Regions from separate parts of the Homo sapiens genome. Here region 2 is linked to region 1. Evidence: chromatin contacts called from ENCODE Hi-C or POLR2A ChIA-PET data. All regions are on one chromosome and are shown on one strand. The core of a region is the stretch at or near the end of the contact, and the rest is flanking DNA. Distances in the headings are between cores, read along the strand shown. Region 1 holds the start of SNX15 (sorting nexin 15). Region 2 holds the start of SLC29A2 (solute carrier family 29 member 2).

Region 1 (3,528 bases), core at 489-2,988:
ACAAATACTACTATGTCAGAGTTGTAGCCAATTTCTTAATGTAGGTGCTGATTTCCTTAATGATTTCTCCCATCTCTCCTTTTTTTTTTTTTTTTTTTTTTGAGACGGAGTCTCACTCTGTCCTCTGTCTCCCAGGCTGGAGTGCAGTGGCACGATCTCAGCTCACTGCAACCTCTGCCTCCTGGTTTCAGGCAATTCTCTGCCTCAGCCTCCCAAGTAGCTGGGATTACAGGCACCCGCCACCATGCCCAGCTAATTTTTGTATTTTTAGTAGAGACGGGGTTTCACCATCTTGGTCAGGCTGGTCTTGAACTCCTGACTTCCTAATCCACCCACCTCTGCCTCCCAAACTGCTGGGATTACAGGCGTGAGCCACCACGCCCGGCCCCCATCTCTCCTCTTTAGGGTGGCTCATTGGGATCCATTTTGTTAACACCAACAATTAGTTTCACACCCAGCGTGTAAGACAGAAGGGTGTGCTCACGCGTCTGCCCATTCTTGGAATTACCAGCTTCAAATTCATCAACACCAGCAGCAACAATCAGGACAGCACAATTAGCCTGAGGTCAGGTTTTTGATAAAGTCTCTGCATCCTGGGCCATTGAGGATGGTCACATAGTACTTGCTGGTCTCAATTGCCAGCAGGGAGGTATCAGTGGTGATACCACTCTCACGTTCAACTTTCAGCTTACCCAAGACCCAGGTATGCTTGAAGGAGCCCTTTCCCATCTCAGCAGCTTCCTCAAAATTGTCGATGGTTCTTTTGTGGATCCCACCACACTTGTAGATCAGATGGCCAGTAGTGCTGGACTTGCCCAAATCAGATGATGATGTTGAGCTGAGTCTTTTCCCTCCCCTGCTCCCTTTCTTTTGAGATGGAGTCTCACTCTGTTGCCCAGGCTGGAGTGCAGTGGTGTGATTGCAGCTCACTGCAGCCTCAACCTCCTGGGCTGAAGCCATCAGCCAGCTCAGCCCCTGGAGTAGCTGGAATTACAGGCGTGCGCCACCACGCCCAGCTAATTTTTGTATTTTTAGTAGAAACGGGGTTTCACCATGTTGGCCAGGCTGGTCTTGAACTCCTGACCTCAAGTGATCCACCTGCCTCCACTGCCCAAAATGCTGGGATTACAGGCGTGAACCACCGCGCCAAACCCCCATTTTGGCTTTGATTTAACGGTGGTTTTCACGACACCTGTGTTCTGGCAGCAAACCCATCGCAAAAAAGCTCCACTGCCCTACACAGATTCTATTATAAACATCTCCATTCTACAGATGAGAAACTGAGGCTGAGTAGTTAAGGGAAACTCCTACAGCTAGTAAGAGTCGTGACTCAGAGCCCATGACACCATCCTGCTTCTCCAACCTTCTTTGCTTCCTCTACTTTCCAGAAAACATGAATTAGGGAATCCTGTGGAGGGAGACAGGGAAATAATTTGACGTTGTCCTGTACATACTGGACACAATAAGAGTTGGGTGGATGAACGAAAGCAGGGATTTAGGAAGCGGGGAGAAGTCGTTTGGAAGTCTGTGACAAGGGTTTACGCTTGGATAGGGTGGGCTTGATCACCCGGCAGAAATGAGACGAGTGATCCCAGCCTTCCCAACCAATCTTTCCAGTGACCTGGGTTTACGCTTCACCACAGAGAAGGAACTTTTCAGACGCTCCCTTGGCCGCGCACCCGGGATCGGAACAGCGCTGTCACTTGCGACAAAATCCCTAGGCCAGAGGAAGAAGAGCGCAGGCCTGGCGAGGCGGCGGCGGGCGGAGGCTGGGCCGGAGGGGTGGGGACGGCGAGGAGGTGGAGGCCGGCGCTCCGCTCCGCTCCAGCTCGGTTTCATGTCCCGCCAGGCGAAGGATGACTTCCTGCGGCACTACACAGTGTCGGACCCCAGGACTCACCCCAAGGGCTACACCGAGTACAAAGTAACCGCGCAGGTGAGGTGGGGCCCAGCGCGTACTTTACCCTTTTAACTAGAGGGGCGCCGAGTTTTACCTTAAGGAAAGGCGGTGCAGCCACTGCTCCCTTTTTAGACGACAGAAATGGGTTTCCCCTTTAAGGGGAGGTTGCAGTACGAGGCTTAGTTTACATCTTTAACCACCAGGGGGCGGGGTCCTGGGTGGGCGCTGTCTTTTTTAAAAGGGCGTTGACGGCCGTTCCCGGACAGGCAAGGCGTGTATGCCCACGCCCGGAGTGTAGTGTCTGGGCATCAGGCTGTGAATTTCTCTAAATTAACATGAAAACTCTGGTTTAATCCAAATATTAGTACTCCATTCTCGTAGAGTAAGTTTTGTTTATTGGTTTGTTTGATGTTACATAAACTCCCTTTAACGAGTTTAACCATTTTTAATTTTTCAAAAAATAATACTGATCAGTGGTTGAAAAAAATTGATGCAGTTCAGAAGGACTTAAGGAGTAAGTCGCCATATCAAGGTCACAGCAGGAAGATAGATAGGCTAGAGTTGATATATGAAGCGATAACAACATCATAAGCACAATTTATAGAGAGACATGGAGGAAACCATGACAATAATTAAAAATGAAACAGTAAAACAGGACACCTGTAGAATGATAACAAGAACTGGTAACAAGGAAGGTCCCCAGGGAGAGGAACTGTGTCACTGGGGACAGGAGTTAGGGGAAGACTTTTTACTGTAAATTTTTTGTACTTTTAGAATTTTCAACCAGGCGACTATTAAGCTGGTGCATTAGTTAACTCTAAAAGCAAAGCAGGCACATAAGGACACTTCCAAAGTGATCTAAGTGCAGAATCTTAGCTATTTAAAATATGCTTTCCCCAAACCGTTTACGTCTTTTCCATGCCTAAAAATAATGCAAATAAGGCCGGGCTCAGTGGCTCATGCCTGTAAATCCCAGCACTTTGGGAGGCTGAGGCAGCAGATTGCTTGAGCTCAGGAGCTCAAGACGAGCCTGGGCAACATAGTGAGACCCCGGATCAATATTAAAATACAGACACACACACAACTTTAAAAAAAAAAAAAAAAAAAGCAAATAAATAGATTGTCCCTGGGAAGATAGACTGGAGGTGGGGCTGGGGTGGGGAGGATGTGGCAAGGAACTGTAACCTTTTATTATAAGTCTTCCCAGTGGTGGCCGGGCGCGGTGGCTCACGCCTGTAATCCCAGCACTTTGGGAGGCCGAGGCGGGCGGATCACGAGGTCAGGAGATCGAGACCATCCTGGCTACCATGGTGAAACCCCATCTCTACTAAAAATACAAAAACTTACGGGCGTGGCAGCGTGCACCTGTAGTCCCAGGTACTCGGGAGGCTGAGGTAGAAGAATGGAGTGAACCCGGGAGGTGGAGCTTGCAGTGAGCCGAGATTGTGCCACTGCACTCCAGCCTGGGAGACAGAGCGAGACTCCGTCTCAAAAATATAAATAAATAAATAAATAAATAAATAAATAAAAATAAGTCTTCCCAGTGGCTTTTTTGTGTCGTTGTTTTGTTTTGTTTTTGAGACAGAGTCTCACTGTCGCCCAGACTGGAGTGAAGTGACTCGATCTCA
Region 2 (3,528 bases), core at 471-2,970, 1.3 Mb after region 1:
CCCTTTGTGCCCCATCTTCTGCTCCATCCTGCTAAGCTCCAGGCAGCCCTGGCTGTGGATCTCCCTCTAAACAGGCTGATCGTCTCTTGCCTGCCTGCCTTTGGCATGGCTGTCGCCTCGGCCTGGAATGCCCTACTGACCACACCCCTCCACATGCACTTTGCCTACCCTACTCCCAATTTACAAATCTCCTCTTCCATGAAGCAGAAGGAACTTTCTCCCTCCCCTGGGGACCCACTGCACTCTGCTGCAAGCCTGGAATGTCACGCATCATGTTACATTATTAATAGCTCTTTGGCCCCCTCTTGCTCTCAAGCCCAGGGGCTGATTCATCTCTGGGTTTCCAGGGCCCAGCACAGAGCCAGTACCCAAGAAGCATTTGCAAAGTTGTTGCAGTGAATACAGATGAATAACCCGGTCCCAAAGACAATGCAAACCCCACATTTCTGCCTTCCCTGAAGAGCCTCCCTGCTGTTTCCTCCTGTGTCCCCAGTGCCTGCTCCACAGTAGATGCACATTAAAAGTTTGTTGAATGAGGCTGGGCACGGTGGCTCACGCCTGTAATCCCAGCACTTTGGGAGGCCGAGGCGGGAGGATCACGAGGTCAGGAGATCGAGACCATCCTGGCTAACACGGTGAAACCCCGTCTCTACTAAAAATACAAAAAAAAATAGCCGCGCGTGGCGGCGGGCGCCTGTAGTCCCAGCTACTCGGGAGGGTGAGGCAGGAGAATGGCGTGAACCCGGGAGGCGGAGCTTGCAGTGAGCCGAGATGGCGCCACTGCACTCCAGCCTGGGCGAAAGAGCCAGACTCTGTCTCAAAAAAAAAAAAAAAAAAAAAGTTTGTTGAATGAATGAGTGAATGAATGAAATTCATGGTATTTCAAAGAAAATCAAACGTTCGATAACCGACTTTTGGGGTGACTGACTCAGGAATAACGACACACAGAGAGGGGTGGCAGCGCCTTTGCTCATTCCAGACCCTGTGGGCTGGTGGCCTTGCCCCTCTGAGATGTGGGCATTGCTGAAGTTCTACTTTCCTAGCCACGGGGGAAGCATTCCCCTCTCCGAGCTTCAGCCCATAATGAGCTCAACGAGGGGTCACAGGTGCGCGGTGAGGAAGCGCCCGCTAAGCTTCATCCAAAGGGCTGGAGGGAGGGGTGCTGGCTGTGGCCACGAGGCTGCCACGCCGCCAGGAGTCTCACCGGGATGGCGGTGATGAAGAAGTTCCAGGGAAGGAGGGTGCCCAGCCCCAGGATGAAGAAGCTGATCCCGACCAGGTGGTAGCTGTGGGGATCGGTGGGAAGGTCACCCCGAGGACGCACCCGCCTCCGCAGGCCCTCCCGCCTCCCAGGCCACCCCCTCCGGAGCGGACTACAACCCCGATCACCCCGGTTCCGGCGGCCGAGGGAGTCGGCTGATGGGAATTGTAGTTCGATCCGGTCTTCTCTGAGCCTCGGAGCGCCTTCAGGGAGCGGGTCTGCAACGCCCCCGGCCACTTGCAACGCACCCGGGCCCACTCACCTGTCCCGCGGGGCGTCTCCTCGCGCCATGGCCGCCGCGGCGGATGCGCCTGGGGTGAAAGGGGCAGAGAAGCCGCACCTGCACCTGCGCTGGGGCGGAGGGCCGCAGACCGGTGGGGCGGGGGGCGGGTCTCCCCAGATTCCGGTGCAGGGCGGCTGGAGTCGCACAGGTAGCCTCGGGCGGATTTCGGCGTGTCTCGCGCTCCGCAGGCTGGGACCTGGGCTCCGCCCCGAGGCGGGGACAGAGGGTCGCGCCACCCGTCTCTCCTTCCCCCACCCGCCTCAGGGACTCGACTCTGGCTCGGGCCCCGCCCCACCTAGGGGCCTGCGGAACCCGCCCGCTCCCCGCACAGCCCCTCCCCGCAGCCCCCCGTCCTCTCCGCGGGGGCGGGTCCCGGATCCCTGCGGCGGAGGGGAAGGCGGGGGTAGGGACGAGGTGTAACCTCACCTCCACCCCCCGCCGAGAGCTCTGTAGGGGCAGCACTGGTGCGGGGCTCTTCCCGCTTCGTCAGCTCCGAGGTGATGCCAGAGCCGCTCCTGCGACCCCTAAAGCTGGAACCCACCGGGGCGCCCCCTAACTAGGGAGCCGCTGCGGAGTCCCCGCCCAGAGCGTAACCCGAGCCGGGCCCGGGCGGGGGAACCAGAGCTGCCACAGGTCGCCCGCGATCCTGGCGGGCTTCGCCGCGCTGGGTCCCCGGGAGTGCCTGGAAAAAAACAGCATTACTTTCAACTCCCTACTCTTTTTCTGTTAAAAAAAAAAATTTGAAAAGACTATAAATCATTAATTTGCTCCTACTCTCATAATCTACGAATAGGTGTGGGTTCTCTGCAATCCCCGGGCGTATCGGGGACGCTGGAGAAGTGAGAGGCTCCAAAACACAAACTAGTTTTTTTGAGACTGAGTGTCGCTCTGTCGCCCAGGCGGAAGTGCAGTGGCGTGATCTTGGCTCACTGCAACCTCCCCCTCCCAGGCAGGTTCAAGCGATTCTGGTGCCTCAGCCTCAGGAGTAGCTGGGACTACAGGCGCATGCCACCACGTCCGGTTAATTTTTGTATTTTTAGTAGAAACGGGGCTTCACCAGCTCTACTGAAGAGGTGGCCAGTCTAGTCTCGAACTCATCTTTTGACCAGGCTGGTCTCGAACTCTTGACCTCAGGTGATCCGCCCGCATCGGCCTCCCAAAATGTTGCTATTACAGGCGTGAGCCACCACGCCCGGCCACAAACTATTTTCTTAAGCAATGACATTTTATAGCCATTCCCAGGTTGCTTATGTTTTTCCTCCAGCCGACTGAGAGTCTGTAGGGGCAGAGGCTGTGCTTATCTGGTCCATTGGTTTACTGGCAGCATCTAGCGCCGTTGAGTGATAAATGGGTGGTTGCAGTAAAATGCAGGTGATTTTAGGGAGAACAGAGACAGCATTAAATTACACCGAAAGAGAAAGTTATTCTTCCCATTTTCTTTCAAGCCTCTGAATATGTCAAGGGTGTTAACAGGTTGCTAACACTTCTTAATCTGCCTTCCCATCCCTTCCCCTCAGTTAGCCTCAGAGGGTCTGCTGACAATTTTATCAAAAGTTATTAACTTGTATTTTTCTTATATTTATTTTTATAGCAACTTTATTTTCAGGGCTACTCATACTGGTTTCCTATTTATGATTATGATATCAACTTTTCTTTGAAAAATCAATTTATTTATGGAAAATGAGTTATTTAAAGAAAAGCGAGGCCGCTGGTGCAGCACAGCTATGGCACAGGTTGTGAAGGAAGGACTTGAGAATGGAGGCTAGGGAGCACTGAATTTGTTGAGACAGTGAAGGGAGAGGATGAGGGCATTTCAGGGAGAGAACAGCCTGTCCCAAGACAAGGGACAAGAGAGTGCTGACACATTCTGGGACATACAAATAGATCCCTTTGGCTGGCATTGGTGGGAGGAGGGGACAGAGCCTCTACAACAGCCAGGCTGGTTATGGCAAGTCTGAGGGCTGATTAAGGAGTTCAGATTTCA

The links. Hi-C counts contacts between places; a loop is a spot of excess contacts on that map. ChIA-PET counts read pairs that join two places held with the same protein, here RNA polymerase II (POLR2A). Pooled maps may share reads with other maps.
Region 2: a loop to region 1 is called in a pooled map, with 5 times the contacts of the local background. The contact joins the promoter of SLC29A2 here to the promoter of SNX15 in region 1. A Hi-C loop is called at or near these places in 1 of 50 pooled maps. POLR2A ChIA-PET finds 5 or more read pairs at or near these places in 2 of 52 experiments (B cell and OCI-LY7).

Annotation. Positions count from the first base shown.
Region 1 is chr11:65,025,701-65,029,228 of GRCh38, forward strand. SNX15 (sorting nexin 15) reads left to right here and starts at 1,739. Exons shown (of 8, transcript NM_013306.5): 1 at 1,739-1,936. The coding sequence starts at 1,838. ARL2-SNX15 (ARL2-SNX15 readthrough (NMD candidate)) reads left to right here. Exons shown (of 11, transcript NR_037650.2): 4 at 1,618-1,936. It also overlaps the pseudogene EEF1A1P18. RefSeq lists an enhancer at 1,557-1,851 and a silencer at 1,701-1,870.
Region 2 is chr11:66,370,040-66,373,567 of GRCh38, forward strand. SLC29A2 (solute carrier family 29 member 2) reads right to left here and starts at 1,721. Exons shown (of 12, transcript NM_001532.3): 1 at 1,524-1,721; 2 at 1,205-1,286. The coding sequence starts at 1,552. RefSeq lists a silencer at 1,417-2,176.